Linked DNA regions of Homo sapiens: region 1 is linked to region 2. Evidence: chromatin loops called from intact Hi-C (ENCODE). Cell type or tissue: heart right ventricle. All regions are shown on one strand. Each heading gives the region's core, and the rest is flanking DNA. Links, peaks and the distances in the headings are about the cores only. Region 1 overlaps ZXDC (ZXD family zinc finger C). Region 2 has its middle 79 kb from the start of ALDH1L1.

What was found. Hi-C counts contacts between places; a loop is a spot of excess contacts. Peaks named below come from ENCODE experiments on the same cell type or tissue, not always from the same donor. Only the 100,000 strongest peaks of a DNase experiment are listed, where the experiment ranks them.
Region 1: it touches region 2 in a loop (2.4-fold over the local background); 36 of 110 quality-filtered maps call a loop at or near these places.

The regions. Positions count from the first base shown.
Region 1 is chr3:126,461,035-126,471,259 of GRCh38, reverse strand. ZXDC (ZXD family zinc finger C) reads left to right here. Exons shown (of 10, transcript NM_025112.5): 4 at 235-365; 5 at 4,935-5,105; 6 at 9,040-9,725. Among named protein-coding and RNA genes, the nearest start is that of ZXDC, 9.7 kb to the left of the region's middle. RefSeq lists an enhancer at 2,547-3,524. In heart right ventricle, for the core only: no CTCF peak of the experiment used is centred there; a DNase peak (open chromatin) is centred at 5,124; H3K27ac peaks cover 2,315 bases.
Region 2 is chr3:126,254,935-126,265,159 of GRCh38, reverse strand. No RefSeq gene overlaps it. Among named protein-coding and RNA genes, the nearest start is that of ALDH1L1, 79 kb to the right of the region's middle. RefSeq lists an enhancer at 6,027-6,934. In heart right ventricle, for the core only: CTCF peaks have their summits at 5,326 and 5,534 (motif pointing left); DNase peaks (open chromatin) are centred at 4,000, 5,246 and 5,352; H3K4me3 peaks cover 381 bases; H3K27ac peaks cover 468 bases.

The sequences.
Region 1 (10,225 bases), core at 1,518-9,517, 210 kb before region 2:
TTAATTGTTTGATGTGTGACTCTGGGGTCAGCTTAGTCATTAAAGTAGAATTTTTATGGGGTAGCTAAATTGCAAATCTGCTCACATGGATTAAAGACAGAATTAAGATTTTCCGAAATGTACTGATCATTTTTGTAAATGCAAAGTTTGTGTTTTGGTATGTTTTGTAGAATTTTAAAGAATTATGGTGAGTTGTGTGAGGAATCACAGCTCCTTTATTTTTCTGTCTGGCAGGAAACATGACGATGACCGGAGGTTTACCTGCCCTGTCGAGGGCTGTGGGAAATCATTCACCAGAGCAGAGCATCTGAAAGGCCACAGCATAACCCACCTAGGCACAAAGCCGTTCGAGTGTCCTGTGGAAGGTAGATTTTAAAACATTGCTTTGAGCAGTAAACTAAGTGCAATGCCAACATTTATCCTGTTAAGTTTCCGTTGTTTAAAGGTAAATGTTAGCTGCTTAAAGACTGACTCAATATAAGTTGCAGCATTATGTTTACTTACCTCATTGAGTTAATTGTACTATTTTGGGAGCAGTGACTTGAGAATCAGACGCAGTTTGACTCATGGCCCTGATCCTCATTAGATCTGTGGCTCTAGTTAAGTTACCTGTTTAATTTGGTGGTCGTGAGGATTAGGTGAAATGTGGAAAATGCCTGTTTATCCATCTGGCATGGAGCTCGGACTCAGTAAATGGTAGGTACTTTTGAGATCACGTTTGAATTGTCACTCCAATCATTTTGTAATTGGAGAGCAGTAAAGCTAGACTGACTTTTTCTTTTTTTGTTTAATTTTTGAGACAGTCTTGCTCTGTCACCCAGGCTGGATGCAATGGTGTGATCTTGGCTCATTGCAACCTCTGCCTCCCAGGTTTAAGTGATTCTTATGCCTCAGCCTTCTGAGTAGCTGGGACTACAGGCGTATGCCACCACGCTTGGCTGATTTTTATGCTTTTAGTAGAGACAGGGTTTCACCATGTTGGCCAGGATGGTCTCAAACTCCTGACGTCAAGTGATCCACCCACTTTGGCCTCCCAAAGTGCTGGGATTACAGGTGTGAGCCACCACGCCCAACCTGACTTTTTAAAAGGTATAGTAGAGTGGTTTTTTCCTTTAAAACACTGAAGGCTCAGTTCATTTGCCAGAAATTGGCTGCGTGACCTGTGCGTGACTTGTGCGTGCTGGCCCTACTCTAGTTCTGCAGGTGCACTGGGAGGCAGTGAGCCAGGACACGTCGGGTGGTCATGGATTCAAAGTCTGGCTCTACCGCTCCCTAAAGTGGTGGCCTCAGTCAAGCTGCTTCTCTGGGCCTTGGTTTCCTTACCTGGAAGAGAGAATAATAAAGACCCATTTAAAGCTGAGCCTAGCTCTTAGAACATAATGAACATATATACAAGTGGTGTAACTGAGAAACAGTTCCTCCTTCCGTCAGAGTTTCAGCTGGAGGTGCAGACAGGGGAACAGGTAACATGTAGGGTGCTGCAGGGGCGCAGAGAGTTTCCCCAGACCGGGGTGAGAACGGCCTCGCGGTCAGCTGAAGAAGAGGGGAGAGCACCAGACACGTGCGTGTGGGTGTTGGAGGCGGAGTGGCCTGGGAGAGCCTCTCAGGGCCAGGAGTGGCAGGCTTGAGTGCTTGGGTGAGCGTATGATGTCATCATGTTTGAGTTGTGGCTTAGCCTGGCTTCAGGATTGAAAGCAGCCAGGGGTGTGGGGAGGTGGGATGGCCTGGACGGGGGCCTTAACAGTGGGAAAAGAGAAAGGGGCATCAATAGCAGAGGTGGGAGTTAGAAGTCACAGTATATGGTGATGGATTTGGATTTTAGTTGATGTCAGTGTGTCAGCTGAGTGGATTTGGAGGAAGCAGAGTTTGGTTTGGACATGTTGTGTTTTTGGTACCCTTGTGCGTCTAATGCGCAGAGGGCAGGGGATGTGCCACTGGTGCTGGGGAGAGCAGGCCAGGCAGGGAGCGAAGCAGACAGCACCCGAATCATCATTTAAGCCACAAAAGTGGATGAAATTCTCAAAGAAGAGTATAAATGGAGGAGAGTCAGGGTAGTGTAGTTGATCAAAAGCCTGAATTCTGGAGTCAGACTGCCTGGATTCGAGTCCTAAGTTTGCCACGTAAGTAGGTCTGGGGCCTCGGACAAACACTTGAAGCTCTCTGTGCCTCTTCCTTATCTGTAAAGTGAATAAAACCTCCCAGGGTTGTTGAGAAGGCTGGATTGGTTACTAAGTTTAGCGCATATGGAAAACATCAGTATATATGTCAGTTACTGTCGTTGTTGTGATTGCTGTTAGATTTTCTTAAAAAGGACCTAGGACAGAGCCCTGGGGCTGCCCCAGATTCCGGTGGAGTGGCTGGGACGGGTACTGGCAGGACCAGCAACAGCACAGTGGGGGTGGTGCTGAGGTGAGTGGGGAATGTGTGGAAGTGGGGGTCACCTGGAGTGCTAGGGTGAGCCAGGACCAGGGAACACATGCCTCGGTGCCACCTGCGGGGTTGTCTTGGTGTGCTGATGGATGAGGTTCCGTGGGTCACTCAGGCAGAGTCCTGCTCTGGTGCCCTGAGAGGTGGCCTGAGTGGGAGATGGGGATGGTTTGTGCTGACACTTCTGCCAGAGGTGACTGGGGAAAGGGGAAAGGTGGGAGTTGGCCGTGGAGGATAGGGCATTTGTTTCTGTAGAGCTCTGTTTCTTCCAGCAAGTCTAGGTGTTGTGCTGGGAGAGAAACTGGGCACTCCCCACGTGGTGTATGGGCAGCACGTGGAGATGGAGTTGGAGCTGGTGGGAGGAGCCCAGAACCTCTTCTCAGCTGGACTGAGAGTTGATCATTCTTGGGGTTGGGCAATAGTTGGGGCTGATGACACCATTTTTTCCACTTTGGTAGGTGTTTGAACTGTTCTGTAATAAAAAGTAGAAGGCAAAACTACCTTTTTTTGTAGTAACAGGAGGAGGAGGAAAGGACAAGGCCACAGACCAGAAGTATGTCTGAGGGCAGGTGTTGGGTGGCCTCGTTGCGGCCTCGGGGCTATGTGTGCTGGGGCCTGTGTCTCGTGTTGCCGAGCCTTGTGCTTGCCTGGCCGTCCATGTGAGCGCCTCACTGTCCTCTGAATGCAGCTTTGCAGACAGGTCTGTCAGTGATGGCTGCTTCTGCCTCTCCCTGGTTGCAGCTTGGATTTGTAAAGAATGGAAACAGATCTCAATATACTGGCAGAATTTGGAAAAGCCAGCAGTTAGTACACTTGGAGAAATGATTACATTCCTGGTTGTCGCAGGAAATACAAACCAAAATGAAATATATTTTTTGCCTATGGAATTAGCAAGTACTTTAAAAAATGGAAACCCAGTGCTGGCAAGAGTGTGCAAGGGTCCTGTTGTAGCGTGGCCCTGCCATCAAGAAGGCATTTGACAGAAGATGTGCTCAGAGCCTCTGCTCTGTGACCTGTCTCTAGAAATCCGTGCTCAGGACCCCCAGCTGGGAAAGGGGGTTCCAGGGTACCCTGTGTACCATGGTGAGCAGGGCATGCAGAGGAAACTGCGCGCTTGCAGGGCAGTCCTGGGCCGTCGGACTGTCTCCTTTGTTTCCCAGATGGTTTTTGACGAGCCTGACCTGGAAACGAGTTTGCAGCTGTATTAGAAAATGAAAAATGTAGTTGAAAACTATATTCACAGGCATCCAAGGCCCTTACTCATCTGGCCGTATCCTATCTTCATAGCCTCTTTCCTTAAAATATCCCTCCTCCAGGCGCTGGGCTCTGGCAGTACCACCCCACCGTCTTAAGAAGGTGCCGCGAGTGCGTCGTTGCTCGCACCACTTGCTTAGGCCCGTGCAGAGGCTCTGTAGGCAGGTATGGCTTTATTGGGCCCTCAGCACCCCTGTGAGGTAGGTGTCACTCCCGTTTCACAGAACAGAAAAAGGAGACCCGCAAAAGATAAATAATTTGTCTAAGGCCACACTGCTGGTAAGAGGCTGAACTGGAACCCAGGCTGGGGTGCCTGCACTGCTGCCCTTCATGCCCCCATGCCTTGGCTGGGCAGCTCCTGCGGCAGGAGCACCATCTGCTCTGCTGCAGGGTGGCCCAGTCACCTCGAGGGCTGCATACTCCTGAGACCGCTTTTCTGCCTTCTCGGGAGGTGTGTGGTTTCCTCTGCTGCTTGCATGTTTCAGTGTTGGCACTGACTTCCTTCTGCCCTTTGTTGCAGCAACTGGCTGTTCTATTTGCCCCTACCAGGTCATAGGCCTCTGACCGCCAAGAGCTCCACGTCTCCTTCCTGTGTCCATATGGGGCAGAGCTCCAGCGTAGTAGAAAGCCAGGGCACGGAGGGGAGGTGATTGTAACTTTGAATGTGTCTTGTTTTTCCTCTGATGCCTGTGTGCAGATCAGAGACATAAGTGGACTGGGAGTGTAAGCAAGGAGTTGCCAGCTCTGGGCTCCAGGACACCTGCTCAGTCTCCCTGGGCATCCATTGTCTCAGTGGGAAAGTGAAAGGACTGGCTTTGGTGATCTGTCAAGATAGTTTCCAGCTCTAAATGTCATCCTAGGATTACATTTTTTATGATAATAGCTTAATCGAGATGACTAGAATAAATTGTTTTCAACTGAATATTTAAGCAGTTAATACTTAATTTGACTTAATCTTCCCAACATCTCCATGTAGTGGGTGAAGAAACAGGCACAGAGGTTGCTTAGGCATAGCTGAGGTAGGACTTCAAATCTCCCTACGGGTTTCACTGTATCTCTTGCTTTTTAAAAACAGTTTGCTTTTGACTTGAATTGCTTGTGATGCTACTTCTAGAGATATTTGGTCTCTGTCCTTGCCAGTAGCCAGGGTGCAAAATGCAGGTCTGGTGGTTCTGATCTGATGGGGAAGTGTCACTTGTTCCTGGTTCCTTGGTGATCCTTGGGTTTCACTCTCATTACTCTTTTTGTTCCAGGATGTTGCGCGAGGTTCTCCGCTCGTAGCAGTCTGTACATTCACTCTAAGAAACACGTGCAGGATGTGGGTGCTCCGAAAAGCCGTTGCCCAGTTTCTACCTGCAACAGACTCTTCACCTCCAAGCACAGCATGAAGGCGCACATGGTCAGACAGCACAGCCGGCGCCAAGGTCTGCACTTTCCACGGCCCCCATGGGGAGCTGCTTCCCTGTGAGAAACGGGAACAGTGCCAGTGCCGTCTGTTCCTTCTTCACCTCTTGGAAGGCGTCAGGCAGTGGGGTTGTGGGCGTGGCTGCCAAGCCAAGTGGCCTCTTTTGCACTCTCTGCCACTTTCTTGCCTTTGACCCTCTAATCCCTCCCATGTCTTTTGTTTTTTGAGACAGGGTCCCTCTCTGTCACCCTGACTGGAGTGCAGTGGTGTGATCATGGCTCACTGCAACCTCAGGCTCCTGCTCAAGTGATCCTCCCACCCCAGTCTCCAGAGTAGCTGAGCCCACAGGCATCCACCACCATGCCCAGCTAATTTTTGCATTTTTTATAGAGACAGGGTTTCACTATGTTGCTCAGGCTGGTTTTGAACTGCTGGCCTTAAGCAGTCTGCCCACCTCAGCCTCCCAAAGTGCTGGGATTACAGGCATGAGCCACCATGCCCTGCCCCTCCCATGTCTTTGAAATGCTTTCCTGGAAGAATGTTTCACTTTGTTGACTTTCCCTAGCATATGTCCCCTAAGCCTGTGTCTCTCACTGGGACTTTTGTCCTGAATTCTGAACCTGCCCCTCCTGTGTTTCCGTCTGCCTCAGCTATTCTATCTCCAAGTAACAAAGGCTAGAGCAGAGTTGTGTTTCAGGAGTGGACTGGGAGTAACGAGGGCTGGAGAGGGCAGGGTTAGAGAGGAAAGTGACGGTGGCCTGGTGACCTGTGAGGGGAATGCTGAGTGTGTGAGTGCCTAGTCATTGGGCAGCTTTGCAGCATGGGACTAGGAAACCTACCCCACTAGGCCTTCTCCACAGTCCAGGATACAGAAGTGCCTGGCAGCTGTGGTGGCGGCCCCTCTGGGGAGCACACCCATGTGCCCTATTCTCTGGGCCCTGGTGCGGTTGTCGCTCCTCACCGGGCCTGGCTGATGGCATCCTAGCTGGCCCTAGAGTTACTTCTGCTGCTCAGTCCGTGGAGGCTGTGTGTGTCACCAACTGGGTCCTCACGTCTCCTGTGTGACCAGCAGCACCACAGCAGAGCACCGGCTTTGGGGCGCAGCTGTGTCACAGCTGCCGCGTTGGCAAGGGACAGGCCTCCATGCCTCGCACAGAGTTTGGTGAGGGGTTGGGCTCAGGGCAGTTCTGTGGCCTTTGCTTTCTTGTGATCCTATTTAGAAGTGGTCATGAAGCCCCTCCTTGGGATCTTGGACACTGATCTTTCACAGTTTACAGCAGTTGCCGTTCAGCTTTATATTTAAATAAATTGCCCTTCTGGCTTTAGTAGTGTCTTGAGGACACGGAATGTGCGTGCCACCTGATTCATGTTGGAGGGTGTCACCTTTGCTCACAGAGGCCCACATGACCAGGCCCCTTTTCTCTGAGGGCTCTGTGAGACTACATCACTTAGGCCTCTCCCCTGTTTGGCCGTTCCCTCTCATGGCACACTTCCCCTTTCCTGACCTGGCCAATTGAGAAGTCTGCAGAGGCCCAGTGTTATACTAGATGCACTTTCCTTAAACTCTAGTGGGATGTGAGACCCTCTTCTGTAGCAACCTATGTATCCCAGGATTGAATTTCCTGTGTGACAATGACTTATTTGTGTGTCATCCCCCTGCCAGCTGTCAGGGGTAGAAGACCAGGTGTCACCCTTTCGTCTAGTGAAAAACAGGCACTCGAGAACACCCAGTTACCGTGGGATTATGTCACGCCCTCAATGGGTTGTTTCAGTCCCCCTAATGGTGGTCCTGGGAGTGGGTTCCTCACTGCTTTGTCACTGATGAAACCAAGATAGAAAGGACTTGCCAGGGTCACACCTGCAAGAAGGGCTGGGGCTGGGCTTTGAACTGTGGTGATCATGACTGTTTTGCCAGATGCTCTGCTATCTAATGTTTATTTAGTGATTGTGTTAATATCTGGCCCTTGTACATGTCTGGTCTCTGGTAGTAAATGTTTATAGAATTAGTAAAGTGCTAAGTAAGAAATTTATTAATAAGTGGGTATCATTTGCACTGAGATTATTCATGATCTCTTCACAGGGAGCTGAGTCCTCAAGAGAGTCAAGGGAATTTTTAGGAAGTTTTGAAAAACTGACATAGTTTTCCATTTTTAATTTCTCCAAAGGATCACTACCATTTTCTTTCAAAATGCTTCATTGGTACTAAGGGATATTTATTGAAGAAGTGATACTATATTGATACTTTTTTTAATCTTTAAAGTAATATGACAACTAAAGAGGATACATTCTGAATTTGATTTTCTTTTTGTCTAGAATAGACTTCTTTTGTAGATTTGCATTATTAAAAATATAAAATATAATAGACATTCTGGCCAGGTGTTCACAGCCTGCAGGTATGAGCTTGGGAACAGTAACAGCTGGCATGGGAGAAATAGGATCAGAGAACCGAGAGCAGCTTTTCCTCTGGGCCAGGTGCTGGCACAGTCAGGAAGCTGCTGGGGACAGTCCTATGGAAAGCGTGACATCAAGTCCTTATTTGGCTCTTTTGCCCAAATTAATTATGCTCCCATTTTACTGTTTGCTTGATGCTTGAAGCATCCTGTGATTTGGTGTAATTGGCATGTACTTGTATACAAACCCTAAACTTGCCTATGCATTAAAATTTTTTGGAAGTCATTATTCCCCCAAAAGTATGCTGATTATTTAAATTACGTAGTTGAATAACAAATAATCAAATATTTAAAGAGTATTATGACCAGAAATTAAGACTCCAGATGAAGAAGGGCCTGTTAGAATCATGACATGCTGCAGGCGTGGTGGCTCATACCTGTAATCCCAGCACTTTGGGAGGCCCAGGCGGGCCGATCACGAGGTCAGGAGATCGAGACCATCCTGGCTAATGCGGTGAAACCCCGTCTCTACTAAAAACACAAAAAAATTAGCCGGGCATAGTGGCGGGTGCCTGTAGTCCCAGTTACTCGGGGAGCTGAGGCAAGAGAACGGGGTGAACCCGGGAGGCGGAGCTTGCAGTGAGCCGAGATCGCGCCACTGCACTCCAGCCTGGGCGACAGAGCGAGACTCCCTCTCAAAAAAAATAATAATAATAATAATTACATGCTGCATCAGGGCTGGGCACTGTGCTGGGGGCTGAGGGGACAGTGGTGGTCAGATGGCTCTCCACCCTCAGGAGGCTTGCAGTCCTGCTGGGGAAATGTGAGGCTGGAGATGCAGTGGTAGGGGAGGCTGTGGGAGGGAAAGCCCATCAGGAAAAGCTCCGTCTAGGGGGCCCCCAGCATGCCTGGAAGTCTTGTGCATCTGCCTAGAGCTGAAGCTTTGGGTCTGTCCTGGCTTTGCCAGGCAGCCAGTTTTATTTCCTTTGTTCACCCCTATATGGCTCCAGTCGGTTTTGGGGTGGCAGCTAGTTGTGGAGTGGAGCACAGAGTTTGGCAAACATGAGCTGACAAGCTGATTCGGAAAATATCCTCAGAGCACAGGCCAGCTAGCAACTGGCAGCTGAGTGGAAAGGTTCAGTCCTCTCGGGCAGCTCCGGTGGCACCTAGAGGGGAGAGGGTGCAGGCTTTGAAGCCAGAAAGACATGGATGCAAGTCTTACTTTGCTTCTTGCTGTTACCAGTTGGCCTGACCTTAGGAAATGTTATTTAATCTCTCTCCAGTTGTTTCCCCTGGAGAAAGCCCTGTCAGCCTGAGGATCCAAGACGCGTACGTAAAGTGTCTGATTTCAGCCAGTGTCCCTTCCTGTCCCTTCCTGGGGTGTGTGTCGGTTGCCCTGAGCGACCGGCCATGGGACTCTGTCGTGATAACCAAGCTTCAGGGTGTGGGAAGAGGACAGTCAGTGCTTCCTTGGGGCATCACTCGGTAACATCATGGGCATAAACAAAAGTACTCAGTCTTCAAGGTCATAAAGTAACCAGAGTGTATTCCTTTTTTTTTCAGATCTCTTACCTCAGCTAGAAGCTCCGAGTTCTCTTACTCCCAGCAGTGAACTCAGCAGCCCAGGCCAAAGTGAGCTCACTAACATGGATCTTGCTGCACTCTTCTCTGACACACCTGCCAATGCTAGTGGTTCTGCAGGTGGGTCGGATGAGGCTCTGAACTCCGGAATCCTGACTATTGACGTCACTTCTGTGAGCTCCTCTCTGGGAGGGAACCTCCCTGCTAATAATAGCTCCCTAGGGCCGATGGAACCCCTGGTCCTGGTGGCCCACAGTGATATTCCCCCAAGCCTGGACAGCCCTCTGGTTCTCGGGACAGCAGCCACGGTTCTGCAGCAGGGCAGCTTCAGTGTGGATGACGTGCAGACTGTGAGTGCAGGAGCATTAGGCTGTCTGGTGGCTCTGCCCATGAAGAACTTGAGTGACGACCCACTGGCTTTGACCTCCAATAGTAACTTAGCAGCACATATCACCACACCGACCTCTTCGAGCACCCCCCGAGAAAATGCCAGTGTCCCGGAACTGCTGGCTCCAATCAAGGTGGAGCCGGACTCGCCTTCTCGCCCAGGAGCAGTTGGGCAGCAGGAAGGAAGCCATGGGCTGCCCCAGTCCACGTTGCCCAGTCCAGCAGAGCAGCACGGTGCCCAGGACACAGAGCTCAGTGCAGGCACTGGCAACTTCTATTTGGTATGAAGCACTCTATTCAGTCACCACCATATAGGTCACTTCTCTCATACTCGGTCTTGAGGATATTCTGGATTAATCCTTTCTATGCAGACGTTTCTGGTTTACAAAAGGACGCAGCCCTGGACTACAAGTCTGGAACTGACAAGTTCTTATGACCTTGACAAATCACCTTAACCCATCTGAGCCTTAAATTCTCATTTATTTCCTGCATAAGGAGATTTGGCTAAATGCTTTCTGAGGTCCTTTGGAGTCCTGTGGCTCCATGGTAATGTGCTCCTTTCCTTGAAGATTGGGGGTTTTGTAATGTTGAGATACTTTGCCTCTATGCTTGTCAGCTCATGACCAGTCCTAGAAGAGGAGTCGAGACATAAGCCACCTTCAGAGGTTCAATGGAAACTTTAAAACCATACCAAACTCTTTTTTAAAATTAGAATTAACAAGAAAAAAAAAAAGGGTGGGGTTTATGAGCCTTAGTTCTTGGAGGATTATAAGAGTACTTC
Region 2 (10,225 bases), core at 1,254-9,253:
ATCCTCTCAGCCTTCCTAGGCTGGGCCTGTCTTTCTGGGGGCTCATAGAGCATCTGCGTTAGGCCCTAGGAGTGTTTGCAGCGGGAGCCTCCAGGGGAGGTGGCTTGCGCCCCACACTGTCCTAAGTCCAGGAAGGGACAGCCCCCAGAGCACGGCTGGGTGGGACTGTCGGCAACCCAAGTGGATTAACTCCCTGACTCAGAACTCGGGGTGTTTGTGTGTGTTTTAAGCAGAAGGAGGCAGAGTAGGAAGGGTTTGGAGAGAAAGGTCAGCTGAAATCAAGACATGCACACACCTCGGATTCTTCAGAAATGGATGCAGCTTGAAACGTCTCACATTCCAAATTCTGGCAGCCAAGTGAGCGGTTTCCTACTTCTGTTCATAACGCCCCCTTGAAGAGATCCTGTGTGGCTGCCAGCTGCCAGATAGACTTCAAGCTAAACAGGACAGAATCCCTAATCCACTTCACTGTTCTCAGACATGATCCTTGATGACTCCTCTGGCACTCCTGACTTGCATTTTAGGGTCATCCTTTTCTTTCCTAATCGGATATCTGGTTGCAGGGTTCGGTGGATGAGAGAGCCAAGCGGTGCCACTGGGACACATAGGGGCCACGCTCACACTTCAGCCCTGGGGATGTGCTCACCGGCATACACAACAGGGTGCTCACACACACTGGGGTGCACATGCAGCCGGTGCCCCAGTGAGTGAGCCCAGACACTTCCTACAGCCCCCAAGGAATGTTGGTCTCATTCAGGTGGGGTGGGTTTAGGGCAGCTCTGTATCTTGTCACCAGTGTCTGCACTTCCATTTCTCTGTTTACCATGCCTTGTTCTTTTGATGATAAGAACAGAGCATAGGCAGACCTTGGAATCACCACAGGTCTGCTGTGCGACAGACTAGGCTGCTGGAGGAGCCTCTGGCCACACCACCCACAGTGGCCTCCTCTGCCTCGCTGAGGGGCATCTATGTCAGTTGGGCACCAGGGAAAGTGGGCTAGGGGTGTCAGGGTCAGAGGTACCCAGATGCAGGAGCAAAGACAAGCTAAAGCTGCTGTCTCCCAGAGAGCGGGTGTCCTGGGAACATGCTTGAGAGAAGACAGAGCATCCTTGCATGGTGGCAGAACATTAACCCAGGCCTTGTGGAACCCAGACAAGTGCAAACCAACATCCTACCGCTTCCCCAGCTGCCTCTCCTCCTCCCTTCTGCTCCCCAATCTACCCCTGCATGGCAAGCTCCAGTCTACAAAGTCCATCTCCAAACGCCATCTCATCTTGCGAATGCAGTGCCATCACCTCCATTGCAAGGATGAAGTCATCCAGGACCAGAAGATGCACCTGGCTGGCCAACGTCAAATAATGGATTGACGGAAGGGGCCGGAGTTAACCAGAACAAGATGCCCCAAGCAAGAGCCATGTCTCCATGGACATTGCCGGGCCGGCCTTCTTTCATTTCTCCTCCTTGGAGGCAACACAGGTAGGGAGCCACCCCAGGGCCCTGGCACCACTTCTGTGCCCAGCACTGGGGCTAGGATGATGCACTTGAAGATGAGAGGTCACTCCCTGCCGTGAGCGTCTTAGGGCCTCTAGCCTCATCCCTTCCAAGCTTCTCCATGGATAGAGACCCAACCTGGGATCCTGCTTTCCAGGAAGGTCTGCCTCTTTCTCCCAGTACCCAGGGTCTGGATCCTCACACCCTGGGGTGACAGGGCCCACTTATAAGAAGGAGCTGCCTGTTAGGTGTGGCATGTCCCCACATCTTCAGTACTCTGTAAGTCTCTTTCCCTCCCCTAATTTCATGAGGTGGCCCTAGTGCCACAATCTTGTCTCTTCTACACAGATGCTGTGTAGATGGTGTGAGCCCAGAATTGGGCACAGACATTTTGGGTGGATTCTAGTTTGTGTTGACCTGAAAGCAAGGGGCCAGGAGGGGCATGAGCGTGGCAGGACTCAAGCCAACTCACTCTACCTATGCACAGATGGAAAAAAGGGGACATACCAGAATTCCTCTTGGGACAACACTGTATTTATTTGGAAGAAATAACACCTCTGGGGCTGGGGCATCTCTAGGGCTTGCCCAAGTCATGGAAGTTGGTTGATAAGGCCCTTCCAAGGAGGGCAATCCTCTTAATGCAAGCATTGTGCACTTATGGGAGCCATGATAGATGCGGGAATGATTGTTAAAGCAGAGACCAGAGTGGAACTGAATTGCTCTGCATAATAGAGGGAAGTTCCTCCTCCTGAGGAAGAAGAGGAGGAAGAGGAGGAGGAAGAGAAGGAGGAGGAGAGACAAAGGGGGCTAGTACTGCCTGGAGGGAGTAGGAAACATTCGATGGTACCAAGGGAGTTAGGAAATGCTTACGGGGATCTGAAACGAAGGTGAAGTGTTCAATACACACCCAATTCCCTTCCCCTGCAAAATATGCATTTAGGCTTACATCATTTCTAGATGCTTTGTCCACTTGGTTATTCAGTGCAATGGGTGGGGGAGATCTGAAAGGGTGCTGCCTTTTCAATTTTGGTTGACCTATGGTTAAACCTTGAGATGCTGATGGTAAGCCCTCTGTGTGGTCTGCAGATGAGGCTAAATCCCAGGCCTAGTGTGTGCAGCCGACCTGTGCACTGCATGCTGCCCTGGCCACACCTTGAAGGAAACTCTGTCATCTATCTCCTCTGTGACTTTAGACAACTTCGCTGTCCTCTCTGAGCCTCAGTCTACTCATCTGTAAAATGGGGAGTGCATTAGTTTCCTGCTGCTGCAGTAACAAATAGCCACAAACTTAGTGGCTCCAAACAACACACACCCACTCTCTAATGATTCTGGAGGTCAGAGGTCTGCGGTGGGTCTCACTGGGCTGAAATCAAGTTGTTGACAGGGCTGCATTCCCCCCTGGAAGCTCTGTTTCCTTCCCTTTTTCCCTTCTAGAGGCTGCCTGTACTCCTTGGCTTCTGGCCCCTTCCTCCACATCACCTCATTTCCACTGGCTCGCCTGCCCTGCTTTTTCATATTTAAGGACCTTGTGTCCACCCGGGTCATCCAGAATGATCTGCCTACCTTAAAGTCAGTTGCTTGGCAACCTTAATGCCGCCTGCAAATTTTATCTCCCTTTGCCATGTAAGGTGACATATTCCCAGGTTAGGGAGATCAAGACATGGACATTGCTGAGGGGCTGTATTCTGTTTCCCACAGGGAGGAGAAGTGAACCAACAGCAAAGTGTTTCTCAAACACAAGAGAGAGAGTGCAATGTTAGCTTGGAGAGGGCTGGACTCATCAGGTGATGCTGGGTAGAAAGGAAAAGCAGACTCCATCTACAACGACAGCTGAAGGGAATGACAATATTGTCAGCAGATGCTAGGGCAAGGACACGCCTCGGCAGTAGATAAGCCAGCTGGGACACGGGCTCAGGAAAAGGGGTGGAGGTCCCTGAACTGACTGGGATTTTGGTTAAATTAAAATAGAAAACGGAGACAGATTAATTTGAGCAACAAATTGCATTAAAATGACATGCGCACCTTTGTGGGCTAAAACTCATCCTCACTGCATATAGGTCTTTGGTTTGTGGAAACAAATCTAAGTTTGAAATGTGAACATCTTCTAGCTTATTTTATTTTATTTTGCCTTATATTTTGAGCACAGGCCTGGATTTGGGGGCATTCAGCTTGGGGGTCCAGAGGGCTCATCCTAGAGAAGCTATGGAGAGCCGATCTTCATGGGCCTTTTCTGCTGGGGCCTTGCCTGGGAGCCCCTGGCTCTGAGACAGGGTGGCCCAAGCTGGGCTTGGCGGGAGTGAGGGGGGCACGAGAGGAAGTGGCGGTGGCCACATGCTAGTGGCTGGAAAGAAAGCTCTGACAGCTTGGGCCTTGCTCTTGGCAGGAGGGTCTCAGACCCCCCAGCCCCACCTTGCCCGCCAGAGAACAGTTACTCAAGAGGCAGCAGAAAGCCCTGGGGTGTGCTGAGTTTTGTGTTGGCCGGGCCACTGAGATGATGCAACTCCACTCTGCATTGTGCAATGAGATGAAAGGGCCACCAGGGAGGGCGCACACACAGGGGCTTTGCATCAGCCACACATTGAACTGGGTCACAATCAGTTATACACACAGACAGTCTAAGATTCAGAGGAAAAGGAAGACATAAAACTCACACCCTGAGAGCCCAGGAGAGACCAGTGAAAAGGAGGAGGAGGGGGAGAAGGAAGAGGAGGGAGGGAGGAGGGGGAGAAGGGAGAGGAGAGGAGGGGGAGAAGAAAGAAGGGGAAGTAGGGGGAGGAAGAGGGGAAGGGGGAAGAGATGGGGAGAAAGAAGAGGGAAGGAAGGAGAGGAGAAGGAAGATGAAGAGAGGAAAGAAGGGTGGGGAGGAGGGGGGAGAAGAAGGGGGAAACGGGAGAAGGAGTGGGAGAAGAACAGGGAGGAAGGGAAGAAGAAGGAAGGGGGGATAGAGGAAGGGGAGGCAGGAAGAAAGAGAGGGGTAGGGGAGGAGGAGATGTGGAGAGGAAAGAGGGGGAGGGAGAGGGGGAGAAGAAGGGGAGGAAGAGGAGAGAGGAAGGGGAAGATTACAGGAGGGAGGAGGTTAGGCAGGAGGAGGGGAAGGAGGAGGAGGGGAAGAAGATGGGGGGAGGAGGAGAGGGAAGAGGGAAGGGAGGAGGGAGAGGAGGACAAGGAGGGTTTGGGTTAAGGTTAGGCTTGGATTAGGGTTAGGAGGAGGGAGAGGAGGACAAGGAGGGTTTGGGTTAAGGTTAGTCTTGGATTAGGGTTAGGAGGAGGGAAAGGAGGACAGGGAGGAGGGGAGAAGGAAGAGGGGGAGGGGGAAGAGGTGAAGAGAAAGAAGCGAGGAGGGATGGGGAGGAGGAAGAAAAAGATGTGGAGAGGGAAGGGGCTAGAGGGAGGATGGGGAAGAGGAGGAAGAAGAACAGAGGGGGAAGAGGAAGATGTAGAGAGGGAAGAGGGGGAGGGAGGGGGAAGAGAAGGGAGGAAGGGGAAGAATAGAGGAGGGAGGAGGGAGGTAGGAGAGGAAGAGGAAGGAGATGTGGAGAGGGAAGGGGGAGGGAGAGGAAGAGGTGGAGAGGGGAAGAATGGAGGAGGGAGGAAGAGGGGAAAAGGAGGAGGGGAGGAGGGAGGAGGGAGGAGGGAGATGTGGCACTCATGCTAGGTGCTCTGCCACAACGGATGGAAACCTGGCACCTCCTGCCCCACAGTAGGTCTCCGTCCTGGATCTCCACTGTCACCCTGAGGCTGACGCTAGTGTGTAAAAATAGGTATGGCTCACGCAACAAGGTCCTGAAATTCTCCGCTGAGCTACATAAACAGCGATCCGATCCAAGGGTGGAGGAAAACCCAACAGCGTTGACTTTGCGAGGCCCATCGCTCTCTGTGTGGCAAGTTATTAAGGCGTTTCTAGTGGTTTTGGGTTGTCTGTGCCCCGTCTTAGAACCTGAGCCATGGGGGCACGGCCGTATCCCCCGACCCCATCTGCAAGAGTTTCCAGAAGACCGGGATTGGGGCCATCAGCAGCCCTCCACTGCCCCCCGCTGGTCAGGCTGTGGGGCCCGTGCAGGACCTGAAGGCCATTAGATAGGCACCAGGAGACACCAGTCCCTGGGGTGCTTGGGGGCTGCAAGCTTTGTCCAGTCTTGGAGAAGAGCCCTTTCCCCTCAGCAGATGATGCTGGGACCTGCCACTGTGAGACCAGCCAGGCCGCGCCCTCCCGGGGGCCCCACTTCTTCATGCATAAAGTGGGGCTTTCAGCGAGGAGGTCTTTATGCTCTTCCAGGTCTGACATCTGGAATTCTGAGATTAAGAACAAAAGAAAAACCTTCTCCAACCCAAGTAAAGGATGCACAAATGGCTGAATTTCCCCCTGTGTGGAGTGTGGAGGCACAGGGATTCTCAAAGCCTGTTTCTTTTTGATACCTTTTAATTTCAAAATGTAGATATCTTTGTACATTTTTCTGGTTATTGAAGCAATATGAACAGATGAAACTACCCTCAACTTCCCCAGTACCAAGGAACTAAAACCATAAATTATATTATTGTGTCACTTGCTACTCACCAGACTGGCAAACACAGAAAAGCCCATGGGTTGTTGAGGGCAGAGGAGAGGAGGACCTGGGGCCTTTCACACCAAGGTGCAAGTGGGAGGGGCACACAGACTGGGGGTGGGGGAAGTGTCAGCAGCACCCATCACAGGAAGTGCAGCTGCCTGGCCTCTGAGCATCTGAGCAGTTGTACTTCTGTGAATCTGTCCTGCAGAAGGGCTTGCCTGAGGCCACCACACAGGCCCCACCAGGAGCAAGTATTTTTTCTTAGAGCAAAAAATGGAAAGTGAACTGAGGGAGGGGAGCTGGCTGATGGCGCACATGAGGATAGATGAGTCACACCCACTGTGGCCACACCCTCTGCAAAGTGACTTTGCTGTCCTGCTGAGGAGGCTGGGGATGTGGTTCCCACCCTCCAACAGGTGCTGGCCTGGGACACACAGAATGTACCAGAGTGGCCTTGTGCAAGTCCAGGGCTCGGGCCTGGAGGGGCCCTTCACCCTTTGAGAGCCCTGAGCCCACCGTGCTATAGGAAAGACCAGTCCAGCCTTCAGAGGGCAGGGGTCATGTGGAGAGAAACTAAGGTGCCCCAGTCGACCGCCAGCACCAACTGCCAGACACGCCAGAGAGGCCATCCCAGCCCCACTAGCCCTATTGAGCAGACAGGTGACAGTAGCCATGCGAGTGACTCCTGGATGGACCAGCAGAAGGCCTGCCCCTGCTGGCACCCTACAGATTCATAAGCAATAATAAATCGTTGTTTTTAGTTGCTATGTTTTTGGGCGGTGTGATGGTTAATTTTATGTGTCAACCTGGCTAGACTGTGGTAGCCAATTTTGGGTTAAAGTCAGTCTAGCTGTTGCTGTGAGGATATTTTTTAGATGAGATTAACATTTAAATCAGTAGACTTTAAGTAAACCAGATGACCCTTCAAAATGTGGGTGGGCCTCATCCAATCAGTTGAAGGTCTCAAGAGAAAAGACTGAGGTCCCCTGAAAAGCAAGGAACTCTGCCTGCAGACTGCCCCTAGACTTGAGCTGCAACATCACCTCTTCTATGGGCCCCTGCCTGCCACTCTGCCCTGCAGATTTCACATTTGCCGGCTCTCACAATGACATGAGCCAATTTCTTTAACTTTATGTAGGTACATGTCTATCGATCTATACACACACATATCCACACATACACACACACTCTCTCTCTCTCCACACACACATACCCCTATAGTTCTGTTTCTCTGGAGACCCTAACACAGATGGTTTGTTATACAGCAGAAGCTAGTGAATACAAATGCTACCCAGTCATGAAAAGGAATGAGGTACATATCTATGTGCTACTGTGAAAATAGTTTCGTGATATATGAAGGGGAAAAAAGAGCTACTTGTAGAACAATATGCAAGCCTTACATATGAACCAGTGTGTGTTCATGCTTGTGTGCACACATAGCATATGTTGTGAGTGTGTATACAGCACATAGAAGTGGCTCCAGTAACTCACACTGTACTGTTCCGTGTGGTACCCTGTGAAGGATGGTAGTGATTTTGCCCTGTGACCTGCTGCAGTTTGGAGCTGTTAGACTAAGTATGGATTCTGATGTGATTTTCATGATAAGGCCCCATTGGGAGAGAAGGGTTCTCTCTATGGCTTGTGGGCCGTCAGCTCAGTGTGGGAGTCCAGTGTACAGGTTTGTGTCAGATGCGGGTTCCAAAGTCGTTTGTCACCCGTGACCATGAAGAGGGAGCCCCACGCCCAGCACTCAGCCCTGGTCTGCACTTCAGTCTTTGCATCTCAAATGGGGCAAAGACGCCGGCTCCAAAGGGTGTTGCAGGCCATGTCGTAAAGGGCTGGTAAAGGGCTAGTGCCACTCCGAGAACCCAGCGTGCACACACCACATGGTGTGGCGCTCACTCACTGTCATGAGTTTTCTCCACCACCTCTGATGCTAGGGGAGAGGCAGAGTGACACGTCCACAGTCCATGAGTTAGTTGAAGTCTAGCTTCCCATGGACCACGTGGCAGCTCAGGCCCTGAGAGTTCTTGCTCTTCTGCCTCCTGTTACAGACTGAACTCTTTGTGTCCCCCCAAAACTCATACGTTGAAATCCTTACCTCCAGCATGATGGTGTGAGGAGGGGGCTTTGGGAAGTGTCAGGTCATGAGGGCAGAGCCTTTGGAGTGGGATTCACCATGTGAGGACACAGTGAGAGGGCACTGTCTGCAAACTCGGCCTCTTCAGAGCCCTACTGTGCGGGCACCCTGATCTTGGACTTCCAGCCTCCAGCACTGTGAGGAATCAATGTCTGTTTTTTATAAGCCATCCAGTCTACAGCATTTTGTTACAGTAGTCTCAACAGACTGAGACATGTCCCCATCTGTAGACAGGCAGCGAGGCTGCAGTAGGAGGCTGAAAAGGTGGGAGATGCCAGGAAGGCAACTCCACAGAGATGCACTGCCTACCCCCAAAAACTCCCCCTCCCCATCAGCCAGTTCCCCACCAGCAGGGAGACAGGACTTTACCTCCTCAGCCAGAGCCTTTGAAGGTATCCAGATGCTCTGTTTCCTGGATCCCGTTCCCTGTTCCCTTCTCCTCTGGCCCCAGGCCTCCTCCATCTCCCTGGTGAGCTCATTGGTCCCTCCCCCTACCCGTGGCACTGCTGTCTTTAGTCACTACCATCCTGGCTGTTTACCAAAGCCACTCACCCAACAGTTGCGAAGTTGAACACTGGGGTCAGGAAGGCCACACACATAGCAAAGCATAAGCGTTACAAACTATGGCCCCCATCAGGCAAAGACGATGGACGCCTGGCTGCAGCGTCAGGGACCCAGGAGCAGCAGAGGCAGTGGTGAACAGAGAGCAGGAGCTGGGGCACAGTGGCAGCCACACCTAGCCACTATAGGATGTGGCCACTGGACAGTGGGAGCTGGTGGGCCACATGGGGCTCTTGGTGGGCCCCTCCACACTGCAGGCTTCTGGCATACCATCTTTAGACTAGAGAAGGCCCCCAAGCATTGGCCCTTAGGCCTTCAGAGCACCTTAGAGAGGTTTTTATCATTGTTTTTCTCTTATCTGGTGTCATTATGCCCATGTACAATTAAGGAGTTGGGAGTGCTGCGGCCCGACCTGTGACTTAGAGAAAAGAGATTTTATTCAAACTTTATTCATTGATGTCACTATCACTATCATAAATGTACTTACTTGGTGTCAATACCCACTGGTAAGTAGCAGAACAGTGGGTTTTGTGAGGTGGGAACAAGGACCTCAGGTTATATTTTTTAAAGGTTAGAGTAGAGGGTATGTTCTTATGCTGCAATCTCCTGTTTGCGGAGGGTAGTGGGGGGTGGGGGACAAAAACTGGTCTGTTCTAGGGTCTATCTGTTTCCTTAAAGTCTTAGTTTGATTCCATCACATTTAGCATGAGTGTCTCCATTTTGGTTTGGTCTGGTCTGTTGGGGTCTAGTGCATGAGCTCAGTCCAAAACAATGGTCTCTCATAATGTTGATTAAAAATTACTCCCTTTTGGTCAGGTTCTAACTTAGGTAAGAGTATGATTAAAACTTAGGACCTTAGCACCACTCTCAGTTACCATGATTTGGGGCTTCTGGCCTTAGCATGTCATAGGTTACAGTGCCTTCATGGTCACACATTTCTTTCAGTTCTTGTCATTCTAGTTGAAGAGAGACCATTTGACATTCTAGAGATGGCTGCATGCAAACATTTAAAACTTTTGAAAGAATATAGCACATCAGGGAGGCTACTATTATGATCATCAGAAGGATAACACCAAGAGTTTGGAGTATGCTCCTTAGCCAGGGTCCCCATGAACCTAACCAACTAAAATCAAATAGAGCAAATAATGAGCTATACAAAAAGTCTGCTTGCTTTAACCAAGCAGCCTGTTCATTAATCCCCTACAACTGACTCTCTATAATATCTGATTTATTCCTCCACGGGCAACAAGAAGTGCCAGCAACTACAAAGATACTTCTCTGTTTGGCCGGTAAGAAATCTAGAGCAGTTTTATTACTTAGCATAATTTTCACAAGAGAATTTAAAGTCTGCTGTGTAACCATAGCCTTTACAGTAGAATCTGCTATAGAGCCTATCATGAGGGATACATTTCTAACAATTTCCTAATTTACTTCAAACCATGGAAAAAGGCACCTAACAAATGTTACCCATCTAGAAGAATGAAGA